Regions from separate parts of the Homo sapiens genome. Here region 2 is linked to region 1. A link is a contact called in ENCODE Hi-C data. All regions are on one chromosome and are shown on one strand. The core of a region is the stretch at or near the end of the contact, and the rest is flanking DNA. Distances in the headings are between cores, read along the strand shown.

The links. Hi-C counts contacts between places; a loop is a spot of excess contacts on that map. Pooled maps may share reads with other maps.
Region 2: a loop to region 1 is called in a map of CD8-positive, alpha-beta T cell, with 6 times the contacts of the local background. The contact joins the promoter of CCDC14 here to the promoter of MIX23 in region 1. A Hi-C loop is called at or near these places in 2 of 168 maps with a recorded cell type or tissue (CD8-positive, alpha-beta T cell and naive thymus-derived CD4-positive, alpha-beta T cell) and 4 of 50 pooled maps.

Annotation. Positions count from the first base shown.
Region 1 is chr3:122,381,210-122,387,751 of GRCh38, reverse strand. MIX23 (mitochondrial matrix import factor 23) reads left to right here and starts at 4,521. Exons shown (of 5, transcript NM_001017928.4): 1 at 4,521-4,578. The coding sequence starts at 4,528. FAM162A (family with sequence similarity 162 member A) reads right to left here and starts at 3,570. Exons shown (of 5, transcript NM_014367.4): 1 at 3,453-3,570. The coding sequence starts at 3,486. RefSeq lists enhancers at 3,386-3,435, 3,259-3,759 and a silencer at 3,526-3,675.
Region 2 is chr3:123,956,189-123,962,876 of GRCh38, reverse strand. CCDC14 (coiled-coil domain containing 14) reads left to right here and starts at 1,648. Exons shown (of 13, transcript NM_001366335.1): 1 at 1,648-1,733; 2 at 6,082-6,137; 3 at 6,450-6,522. The coding sequence starts at 1,704. RefSeq lists a silencer at 1,330-1,640.

The DNA of each region.
Region 1 (6,542 bases), core at 3,272-5,771:
TTCATTTTAGAGCCTTCACAGTATACACACAGGGCATCCATTGTGTACTCAATAAATACTTGGCAAGACCTGGAAAGGAGCAATAAGTAAAGCCAAATGTGGGGGTAGTTAAAATGCGTACGTTCTCATTTAGGTTTGGTTAGCAAGAACAAACAAAAAGAATAAGGTAGCAGAATGTGGTAGAAATAAAATCAGAATGGGAGCCAGGGGATACTGGCTATGTCCCAGGTCTGTACCTGTGTGGTCCTTGGCAAGCTGATTCCCTTCTTGGCCCTTAAGTTTCCTCATCTGTAAAAATTAGAGGACTAAATTACCTGACTTCTAAGATACCTCTCTACTCTAATGCTCTGAGATGTGGGTTAAACTAAAAGGAAGGCAGCCCATAGTCCATTACATTGGTAACAATGACGGTAACAAATTCATTTTCAAATCTGACCAGTCAACAGAGTTTAGGGGAGCAAAACTTTCTTTCAATAAGAAACATTCTTGTAAGGTCATTCCATTCCTTTGAACTAATAATCATTCTGTGGAAAGATACAATATCCTAAAAGTTATATCTATTTTATTCTTTCAGGAGAAAACAGGTGTGAAAACTCACCTTACATTTGCAGCATGTTCCAAGATATTTCCTAGCATCCTTCATCCAAAAAATATGTATTGCCTGTCTACTATGAACTGAACACCAATAAGTGGTAAGGACTGAGTAAAAACAAAACAGAGCCAGTGTTTACCCTTATGAAACCCAGCGTAGTGTGGGTAAATGGCCATTTAGTTCCTAATCATCTGTATCAGTGCTTTTTAACTTAAAGAGCATGAACTGCTCTGAGTAGCAGATATAAAATATGGACCCTCTCTCTCAAAAATGGTATACAATCATAAAAATTTGAGAAGTTCACAGGACCTCTCAAATGTGGAGGTGTCCAGTACCACAAGTTAACAACCCTGATCTGTATCTACAACTACATCTACAAAACAACAAATTCGAGCTCATAAAAGCCTACATTATGTTTGCTATATTGTTTGCTAAGGGAGTATACCAAAGATTTCCAACAGAAACAAAAGTAAAGGTCCATCATTTATAAGGTTAAGTTTTGATCATCTGAAATTTCACTTACCTAGAGAATCTTATTCCAAATATTCTGGATAAGTAAGGTATGCCTAGATTATGCTTCTTTTCTTTTTTTTTTTTTTTTTTAGACAGGGTCTCACTCTGTTGTCCAGATTGGAATGTGGTAGCATGATCGTATTATAGCTCAATGCAGCCTCAAACTTCTGGGCTCAAGTGATCCTCTTGCCTCAGCCTCCTGAGTAGCTGAGACTATGGGTTTGAGCCACCATGCCCAGCTAATTTTTAAAAGTTTTTTTTGTAGAGACAGGGTCTTGCTAAGTTAGCCAGGCTGGTCTCAAACTCCTGGTCTCAAGCAATCCTCCAGTATCAGCCTCCCAAAGTGCTGGGATAGCAGGTGTGAGCCACCACATTGAGCCTACATTTCTATTTGATCTTTCATTCCTTTGGCTAAGGCTGCTTATTAAAGCAGTCTTCTTTCTTGAAAAGCCATTTGCACATGAAGGTGTACTTTCATTTCAGAACTAAATCTGCATTTCATGACTCTTCCATTTCAGATTAATGAGATCCAATTAGTCATGACAAATTCACACACGCACAGCCCCTGAATGAACAGCTTGAACAACAGCAAAAAGCACAAAAATTCCAGAATTAAAGGGTACCCTCTCCTGGCTCTAACATTTTTTGGCAAAGAGATCCTGGACAAGTCATCTCTGACCTATGTTTCTTCATTTATAAAGTGTGGGAGGAATAAGACTTACCTGAGAGGGCTGCTATGAGAAATCCATCCAACAAAATAATGTATATGAAAGTATTTAGCTATGAAGTGGGTGAAAGGTAGTAGGTTGTTGCGGAGTTGCTCACAAAGCATCAGACATTCGTGGAAGATCATATGGAGAGAGCTGCTCATATAACATCCTTAGTGTGCTATTAAAAATTTTATATCTGAAGTAAAATAAATTGTTCTTAAATCACTCAAGGAATTCTGCTTTGGTTAAGTGGTCAATAGTGAAGTTTTTACACATCAGAAGTTTGCAGAGATGCAAAAATATATTTATGCAAGATGCATAAATATATTCTCAAAGCAAGAAGATGAACTACTTACAATATACTCAGTATTAGTTCAAAGATGTCAAAGTAGTTCCAAGATGTCAAAGTTCTTTTCATGCAGTCCATTTTAACTTTTTTACAGAGCAATGATCCTTTCACTTGCCTTGTTGAAAAGCTTCATAATGTTAATAGGATGTACAGAAGATATTTTAGGTGAATTAGTTCAACAAAACTGACAAAATCAATGAAATCATAGTATTGAGGATTTTAGTGGAAGAAGTGTTTGCTTTTAAAGGAAGTAAATATAATAATACTCTCTAGTTTGAGACATGTTTTCCAGTCCATTCTCTACCGGAACACTAGATAAGCTGTGTAAAGGATAATCTTGAGGTGGGGAAGGTTATGTATCAAACTTGTGAAACTATGCAACATTCACTCTTTTTTTTTGCATTACTTCATTTACATTACAATATATATTTATATTATTTGAATAGCCAAGTTTGGGGCTATTTTTCCTTTAAAAATTTAATTAACAACTTTTTAATAATGTAGTGTGTGCCATTGAACAAAAGATCTCTGGTACCCAGAAAAGAGTCAAAATGCAAGCCCTCTGATTTCTCAACCCCTACTATGCCAAGGCTCTGCTGGTTCTCCCAAAAAAAAAGAATTAAGCTTTCATTACCTAAGTCCAAAATAGTCATCACACAAATGTCTACCACCAAAACAAACTGCAGATCCTTCAATTACACACTTCCTCCAAGAAATTCGAATCAATTAATTGTATAAGTGTTTAAAAGTAATGTATCCTCCATTTTAAGAAAACAATTATTATTAATCTCTAAGACCTAAATCCTTGGCCTAATCAGACATTTAATGAGTGGGGAAACTTCAGACTGGAGGTTTTCTGGGATAAACTCCAGAGAGGAAGGAGCAGGGGGAAGAGGGAAGACTCAAGGAGAGCAATAGATAGGGGAGGTTAGGGTGGAAAGCTGAATGCATGGGTAAAGGGGAGGTCTAGGGATAGTAGGTGCTTTACAGACTGAGCTCAGGGGAGGCTGAGGACGGGGGTGGGGAGAAGGGTAGGCGCGTGGGCAGTTAAGTTGGTGGGAGCTGGGTGGATGGAGATGAGGGTAATTCACGGGCAGTCTCCAATGCCTATCAGCAGCTGCTCACCTAGTTCCCTCCCACATGGCTACTAAGTAGGTAGGATTCTGAGGAACCGAGAAAGTGCGTCATGGAATGGAGCCACTCCGGGGCCCAGGAAGGCTTCAGGATTCCCCCACCCGCAGCGGCCGGGCCAGCTCCCCTACCTCCCATATCCCGACCGGCGTCTCACCTGCTGCCAGGCGCAGACCGCTGAGGCTCCCCATGGCCACTTGCTACTCCGCCGACCAGCGCAGAACTTCGCCGGGGACGGTGGCGCTGGTGAGCTCAATGTCACCCAGCGTTGGAGTGGGAAGGACGCAGGCGGCGCCGGGGGGCGGGGCGTGCGCGACGCGGTGTACAGGCCTGCGCCAGTGCGGGGCGTGTAGGACGTGCGCCACGCGCTGGAGACCCGCGGCGCCAGCCTAGTGCCCCTGGCGCCGCATCCTGAGCCAGCCTCGGAGATGGTCCTGTGGAGTGTGGCGCCGTGGGCCCTTGCCCTAGCGGATATGTACCCATGGGAGTACCTGTGTGAAATAGAAAGGAAATGTGCAACTTTCGTGATCTGTAAACTCCCGAAATACACCAGATAAACCAGTATTCCAGTATGCCGCTCTTCCAGTGTTTTCAATGAACATATGCTTTTATCAGAAAACACATAATTGGACTCTGCTCAGTGGCCCTATCTCTTGTTGGAGCATCCCTCAGGCTAATCTGAGAAATTAACATGTATGTTTTCAATTTGTTTTCTATTTACCTATTTTCTAAAAACATTTGATCATCTCCATCCTAAACACTTTACTCATACCCACCCACACTGCCAGAAATGCCGTTTTTTCTTGACGTTTCTTAGTGGTCCCAAATTCTTAACAAAGACCCCCCTGCTCCAGGGTCCGGGGAGGAGGTTAGGCACTGGAGTGAGAGGTATTAGAAAGGCCTCACTTGCCTAGATTTCCTTCAACGACCTGGTAGGGGAACCACAAGGAAATTGTTTCCCTTTTGTGAAAAGATGGGATTGGAGTAAACAGTCCCTTCAAGGTCTGACAATCTTTGATCCATGTATCTGGCCCAGTTCCAGGAGGACATGTTAAAAGGGTTGGGACAGCAGGGTGACAGGTTCCGAGGTGGATGCGGACCACGTTGAACTCAAGCCTTGCACTCAGCTTTCCTAAGGATTCCCCTCGTACTATATTTTTTGTCAGGCGACTCCGCGGTCACCTTTGCTCCGCGGTGATTGGCCTGCAGCGGGGTCCTCGTGTTTGTCCAATATGGCGGCGCCCAGTGGCGGTGTGAACTGTGAGGAGTTCGCCGAGTTCCAGGTGATGGGGTTTTCCTCATGTGGCAGGCATGTGCCTCCTTTTGTCCCCAGACCCTATTCCCTGCTTTGCGAGGGAGTATGAACCAGCTTTGGAAAAAGCGGGCAATTCAAAGCTCTTTTCTCGAGCCATTGGAGGTCATGGGGGGCGCGGGTTTGGCCTTAGGGAGCGAGGCTGCTCTGTAGGAGGAGGGAGGAGGGGGGTCATAGTTCTCTCCGCGGCTCTCCGGCCTTGTCTGGGAAGCTCTGGGTAATCTGCTGTGGTAAAGCTCGGGATGCGTGGATAAGGATTGTAACAATCTTGTAGCAGTTCCCTGAACTCAGTTTCCAGCTTCTGCCATTCCTCTCCTACTTTTGTAAGTAGAGTTTTTGTGGGAGAGAAGAAGGTGCAGAAGAGCTATTTAGTTGATAAAACATACTTGGTGCAATTTACTATTTTTGTGGGACAGGACGTATGGAAGCTTGGAGGGAGGATTAATTATAGTACCTGCTCTAGTGTCATTGCCCATTAGAGAAGATGTAATATTTAGAGGTTTTGCCTTTTTATGTTCAAATATCAGAGACCTAGGGCTAATTATTAACACCTGAATGCAAGAATAGGGATCTGGTTTTGACCAAGTTGCCATTAAAGTTATCTGTTCCAATTCAGTCATAAATGTGCTTCTGTTTAGTTACAAAGTTGAATTCCAAAATCATGATCTTAAATATGTATTGCATTATTAACTAACCCAAGATACTGAAAAATTGACCTATCTGTAGTAAGCTTTGTACTTTGAACGGTTTGAAGGTAGTGGTATTCTTGAATACTGCCTCAGCCTCCCTGTAGCTAGGACTACAGGCACGTGTCACCACGCCCGGGTAATTTTTTAAAAGAAATTTTGTAGCGAGAGTGTCTCACCAAATAATCCTCTTGCCTCGTCCTCCCAAAGTGTTGGGATTACAGGCGTGAGTCACCACGCCCGGCCTAAAGTGTTTAAAATTTTTGCAACTCTTATTTTTTCATTATAAAAATTAGATTTAGTACTTCTGTAAAATATCCTATTTCCAAATTGAAATAAAATCCAGAAAAGAGTGTTTAAAATCGAGTGCCTAGAATCCCATTTTAGCATGCATTCAAGAATTTATTAGATACTGTATTAGTCCGCTAGGGCTGCCATAACAAAATACCACAGACTAGGTGGCTTAAACAATAGAGATTTATTTTTTCACAGTTCTGGAGACTAGAAGTCCAAGATTAAGCTGCCATCAGTTTCTAGGCTATACAGTTTGATTTAAGGGGGGAAAAAGAGTGCCATCAGAATTAGTTATAGTAAGGCTTCTCTTCCTGGCTTGTAAATGGCTGCTTTCTCACCATGTCTTCTCTATGTCACTATCTCTTCTCTGTGCCTGCACCTGGAAGGAGAAGGATCTCTGCTATCTCTTCCTCCTCTTCTTTTTTTTTTTTTTTTTATTTTTTTTTTGAGACAGAGTCTCGCTCTATCCCCCAGGCTGGAGTGCAGTGGCACAATCTTGGCTCACTCCAACCTCCACCTCCCGAGTTCAAGCGATTCTCCTCCTGAGTAGCTGGGATTATAGGCGCCTACCACCGTGCCCGGTTAATTTTTGTATTTTTAGTAGAGATGGGGTTTCACCATGTTGACCAGGCTGGTTCCAAACTCCAGACCTCAGGTGATCCGCACCCCTTTCAGCCTTCCGAAATGCTGGGATTACAGGCGTGAGCCATGGCGCCCAGCCTATCTCTTCCTCTTCTTATAGGGACATCAGTTCTATCGGATTAGGGCCCACCCTTATGACCTCTGTTTAACCTTTATTACATACCTCAAGGCCCTATCTCCAGATACAGTCATGTTGGGGATTAGGGATTCATGAATTTTGGGGACACACAATTCAACCCGTAACAGATACCTACTAGTCTCCTGGCACTTGCGAAACCCAGTGGATGGAGTATAAAACAAGGAACGTAATCTA
Region 2 (6,688 bases), core at 399-2,898, 1.6 Mb before region 1:
AACATTATTTATAATAGCAAACAACAAAATGAAACGGGGTGGGGGCATAACATTCCCAACACTAGGGAAGTGAATCATGGAACACCAGGCAGCCATTTTATAATTGTAGACTAATGAGAAACAATGTTGATTAGATATTAAGAGAAAACACGCATGTTACAGTAATACCTATTATTTCATATTGTCGTAATACATTTATACATATATATGTAGGTGGAAAAAATCTTGAAGGGAATGCACCAAGCTGTTCAAAGTGATAACTCATGGGTAATGGGGTTATGGGTGGTCTTTTCCTTTTTGCTTATCTATATTTTCTAAAATAAACATGTATTAAGAAAAATCAATATGAATTCAAAAAATATCAACTTAACTAAAAAAAACCCCTTAATTTCAGGTGAATATGTCAGCAAGTTATGAAGTTATGTGAGGGCTGGGGAAGGAAAGGAGAGGTTTTCACAGTTTGATCTAATTCAAAACTAAATCTGTGAAATACTCATTTCCTAAAATCACTCAGGATAAGTGTGTGATATTTTGGTGGACATATTTTAGTTCCTGGGCTTTGACATTAATTGTAACAGACTTTTAAAGCGTAGCTCTTTTCTCCATTAAAAAGAAATGAGGCCGGGCATGGTGGCTCACCACTGTAATTCCAGCACTTTGGAGGCCAAGGCGGGCGGATCACCTGAGGTCAGGAGTGTGAGACCAGCCTGGCCAACAGGGTGAAACCCTGTCTCTACTAAAAATACAAAAATTAGCCGCGTGTGGTGGCACGCACCTGTAATCCCAGCTCTTCAGGAGGCTGAGGCAGGAGAATCGCTGGAACCCAGGAGGCAGAGGTTGCAGTGAGCTGAGATTGCGCCACTGCACTCCTGCCTGGGTGACAGTTGAAATGGAATAAACTGAGTTATCTCTCTTCAACTTGATTTAAATCATTAACCCAAAACTCAATGCCTTAAAAACCAATGACTAAAATCCTCATTAAAATGAGTGCACATGCCAATACTAAGAATGTTGTGTCATTTTTCATCAAAAGTAATTACCTCAACATAAGAGGAGACAAGTACGCATGGAAGTAAACCCAAAATCCCAACTAATGAACACCGTTCTGAGATCAGTGGCCACAGGGAATAATTCTGCAATTTCCATCACACGCAAAGGTAACAACCCCGAGGTCTTATTTTTATAGAATATCAAGAACAAAATCTTCCAAAAGGCACACGATGCCAAACTAAAAATAAAGAGCGAAAACCCAAAAAGTCGCGCTCAATTCCTTCTGAAACCTATTCGCCTCCTACCCCTGTCCCATCCTCTGGCGCTGGCGGGTCCTCGTCCCCGTTTTCCCCACCGCAAGTCCTGGAACCTCCGCTTAACTCTTTTCTCGGCGGCTCCGCCCCGGCCCCGCCCCAGCCATGCCTTGGCCCCGCCCCGTTCGCCGTTTATTGGCTTCTCCCAACCCCTGCCGGTGGGTGACAAGCCGGGAAGCTTGGAGGGGTCTATTGCGTACGCCCAAGGCGCTGGGCCTGGAGCAGGAGAAAGGGAGTGGAGGCGCGTCGGAGACTATGAAGCGCGGCATTCGGCGGGATCCTTTCCGGAAGCGGAAGCTCGGCGGGCGGGCCAAGAAGGTCCGGGAGCCCACGGCGGTTAATTCTTTTTACCGTGAGGCTTCACTTCCCTCGGTCTGGGCTTCTCTGAGGCGGCGAGAGATGGTCAGGTCTGGAGCTCGACCGGGCCAGGTGAGGGCTGAGGACCTGAGGAGTCCGCTGTGGGGATGGAGAGGGACAGGGGGGTTTTCGGGCCAGGAACTTGTAAAACTCTGCTCGAAAAAAGACAAAGACAATGCGGCGACATTAAAGTGCTGGGACAGAGGTGCAGGGAACACCTAATCTTCCCGTCGTAACACGGCCGCTCGGTCTCTAGATGTTTCTGTTTAAATCGTCGTAGCCCTAGTCTAGAGCGCCGGCTTTGGGGTCAGGCCCGGGTTCGAGTCCCAGCCTTCGCCGCTGCGTCGAGTGACTTAACCTCTCCTAGCTTCAGTCACCTGCAGATTGAGAGTCTACTACTTTTTACTGCTCAGAACTTCCTATTCCTTAGCTGCAAAATAGGCAGAAATAAGCATAAAATCCTGTCTCAAAGAATTGAGAAGGTTAAATAAGAGAACCCGGTAAAAACATCGATCACACAGTTGTTGTAGACATACAACAAAATTTAGTTCCCTTTAAAACACGTAGTTTGCCACCATCTTAATGATAACAGCAGCCAACATTTAGATAGGACTTATGTGGCAGATGCTACTGTAAGTGCTTTTATGTATTACATAGAATAACTCATTTAATAGTCACGATATCCTTATGAGGTAAGTACTATTATCCCTATTTTATATATGAGGAAATCGAGGGCTGGAGGATTCAAATAACTTGGCAGTTACACAGCTGTGGAAACAAGATTCAGACTCACAAAACTGATGCCAGAGTCCATTCTTCTTTTAAACATTTTACCTAGTAGATGTATGACTTTGAACAAACCACTTTTCTGAAATTTAGGTTCCCACCTCACAAATAATAACTCACAGGGTATGGATTAAGTGAAAATGAAAGACCTTAGCACACTGTAAGTCATTCTACAAAGGCAGTATTATCTTGTACTTGTTGGTAGGAGATATGACTACTAAGAAATGCTTATATGATTCTCAAATAGCAAAATTAAAAGTTTAATGATAATAACCTCGTAGAAGTAAGTGTAAAATAAAGCAAACTGATTCTCCTGTATTGTGATTAGGACACTCCTTTTGGAGAGCAGCTTTGCAGTTTGTATCAAGGGTTATTAAATTGCTAATAACCTTTCACCAAATAATTTTCTTTTTAATCCTAAATATAAAAAGGCTGTTTTCAGTAGATAGAAAGGCTTATTCCAGGTTTGTTTTTTTAATTGTGAAAAATATGAAGCAAACCAAGACCATTATTATATTACTTCCACTGAAGGAAATATTATACAACCATTAAAAATTTATGAATATGAAAAAGATTTAAAAGTAGAAAACACAGGATTTAAAATTGCAAATATCTAGGTATTATGACTAAGTAAAAAATGCATATGAAAAAAGATTGGAGGCCCCAATAGCAAAGAACACATCTAGTACCTAGATCTTGGTTTCCACGTACCACTGTCCACTAAGGAGTCATGGCTTCTTGGAGAAATGACCAACTCCAGGGCTGAGCAGGGGTAATATAAGAAGAGCATGGACACATCAAACTAAAAAGCTTCTGCACAGCACAGGAAATGATTAATGGAGTGAAAAGGCAATCTACAGAATGGGAGAAAATATTTCCAAGCCATGTATCTGATAAATAATATCCAAAATACATATAAGGAATTTCTATAACTCAAAAGCAGAACAACACATAACCTGGTTAAAAAACGAAAAAAGGATTTGAATAGACATTTCTCCAAAGAAAATGTACAGATGGCCAGCAGGTATATGAAAAGATGCTCAACATCACTAATCCAGGAAATGCAAATTAAAACCACAATGAGCTATCACCTAACCCCTGTTAGGATGACATTAAAAAAATGAAAACAAGTGTTGGCAAGGATGTGGAAGAATTGGAACCCTTGTACACTGTCAGTGGGAATGTAAAATGGTATAGCTGCTATGGAAAACAATATGGAGATTCCTCACCAAATTAAATATAGAACTATATCACCCAGCAATTCTACTTCTGGGAATTTATCCAAAAGAATTGAAATCAGGATATAGAAGAGATATTTGCACTCTTGTGTTCATTGCAGCACTATTCACAATAGCCAAATGTGGGAACAACCCAAATTCTATCTGCAGATGAACAGATAAAGAAAATATGGTATATACATACAATGGACTATTATTCAACCTTTAAAAAGAAAGAAATAGCTGTCATATGCAACAACAGAGACAAAACTTGAAGACATTATGCTAAGTGAAATAAGCTAGTCACAGAAGGACAAATACTGCATGATTTTACTTACATAAAGTACCTAAATAGTTAAAACTCATAGAAACAGAATGTGAGCATGGATTGGGCGTGAACCAGAGGGATTTTTGTTTTTTGGGTTTTTTTTTGTAAAGAACAGTATTGGGATAATTGGCAACATGTGAATAAGGTCTGAATATTAGATTGTAATTCTGTATCAATGTTAATTTCCTGGTTTTGATAATTATACTGTGGTTATGTTAGAGAATGGCCTTGTTTTTAGGAAACATTTAGGAGTAAAGGAGTATTGTATCTGCAAACTTAACTCTAATGGTTCAGGCAAAAAGTACTGCTGTGTATATATATTGAGAGAGAATATGGAAAATGTCAAGGTTCACAGAATCTGAGTGAAGCATATATAGGGCATCTTTGTACTATTATTTCATAGTAGAAACTACAAAAAAAAATTGAAAGGAATTGTTCCAATATGACAGTTACTGTTTCAAGGTGCTTTTATCATGGGTAGTTTTCTTTACCAGATTTTCTATAATATAGCCTTGTGTATATTTTTTGGAGAAACACCATATGTAATCTTACAGTTATGCCAGACATATACCTCAGACAGTGTACTTTAATTGTGGTAGTTGTTTTTGGACTCGATCCAGGGTATAGTATTATAGTGTCATGGCTTGGATTTTTTATTATGATTCCAGCCAAGACATCGACATAAATATACCAAAGGGAAGGACCCTGAGAGTGTGATGCAGAGACCAGTGGTGTGATGTTATACAAGGTCTTATTTCCTACATTGTTGGTTCTCACTGCTGGCTTCATGACCCTCCATCATAATCCAAGTTATCTCAAGACGTATAACTCTTACCAACCCAGTTTTTAAAAAATGTATTCTCAGTGACATTCTTAGAAGGATGGAGCACATATTCAAGCATATAATAGAATGCCGTATAACTTTAGAAAGTTTGGTAGTTACAGCTCAAAGCTATCTGGAGATGAAATTAAATATGTGAAGAGAAATTATAAATAAAACTGCCAACAGTGACTACATCTGGAGGGTGGAACTAGGGGGGGAATCAGGGACTTTCTCATGTCTATTTAAAATTATTTTGAATAAAGATTATATTTATCTGATATAAAATTATTAAGATATAAAATAGTATACCATGGAAAGTGTCCCTTCTCGCTCTGTCCCCCAGATACTCTGTTTCCCTCCCCAGAGGCAACCATGATTAACTGTTTCTGGCATAACTCCCAAGATACTGGATGCATGTAAAAGCAAATGCTTATTTTTTCCTGTTTTTCTACACAAAAGGTTGTCCATTATTGTCACTTTTAAAACAAAAAAGTTTAAGAAAACAACAGTGGTATATGAATTTAAAAAGAAAAATTAAGACAGTGAGATGTAGATAAAGAGACAGGGTAGAGTTCTCACTTCCTGGTCTAATCAGGCATTCTAAAGAATGTACATAAAAGGAACCAGAGTTAAGAACTCTGTCCTATATCATGAATTAACTTGCATGTTTCAAAGAATTTGGGACTATAGAACATATTTTGGGATTAATATAGTCTGAACTTAGTGTAGTAGTTACTTCTGGTTTAAAATAGTATCTCAATTTCCTTTTCACCTTAAATAGACTTAAGGAACAAATATATGTGTAGTTTGCTTGACGTTTTACATAAAAGAAATTTAATATATGAATTAAATTATAATTGTGTATTTTTAGGATATATCACATTAATTAAAACAGTGAATAATGTGGTACATACATATAATGGAATATATTTGACCTCAAAAAGGAAGAAAAATTTTGACACATGCTACAATATAGATGAAGCTTGAAGACATTATGCTAAGTGAAATAAGCCAGTCACAAAAGAACAAATATTGTATTATTTCAGTTATATAAAGTTTCTAGACTAGTCAAATTCATAGAAACTAGGATGATAGTTGCTAGGGTCAGGGAGAAGAGGGGATGGAAAGGTATTGTTTAATGGATGCAGAGTTTCAGTTTGAGAAGATGAATAAAAGAAAAAAATGACATTAAATTTTGTCAAGATAGCATATTGAAAATATAATAGAAAAATATTTGTTTATCTGCTATAATATATTATGTCATAGGTGTTATCTTCAGGAAGGCACACTGGACCTGCTAAATTAACAAATGGAAAGAAAGCGTAAGTACTTGAAGACGTTTACAACTTCAGATTTCAAGGAATTTTTCAGGTCTTTGGGCTGGATGACATGTCGTCTACCCCAGAAAATTAGGTAGGCCTCTACCATCACAAGCTCTGAGGAACAATTTTTCATGTCTACCCATGTTAATCATTTTAGTATTTAACAGTCTTTCTGATCTTCAGAATGTGTTTATAAATTCATCTTGTACATGGTTGGACAAGCTTTCTTGTCTTTGCTGGAAAGAAAATGACTACTTACTAATATATTTTGGGAAAAATATTTGTAAGAATATTAATAAGCTTGTTTTCCAGGACCTATTTAAGAAAAATACCACGTTTTAATGCAGATTCTGGCTATTCCATCCATTCTGATTCAGAAAGTCAGGTAAGATTGAATAGATACAATACACACTATTTTAATTAGTTTTCAAATAGTAGCTAAAAAGTAGGAATAAAATGCAAAGTATTAATTGCTCTAAGGAAGTATGAAGTCTGTTGCTTTAAAACATCTTTTCTACCAATAATAGTTTGTAAATAAACAAATTTTAAAA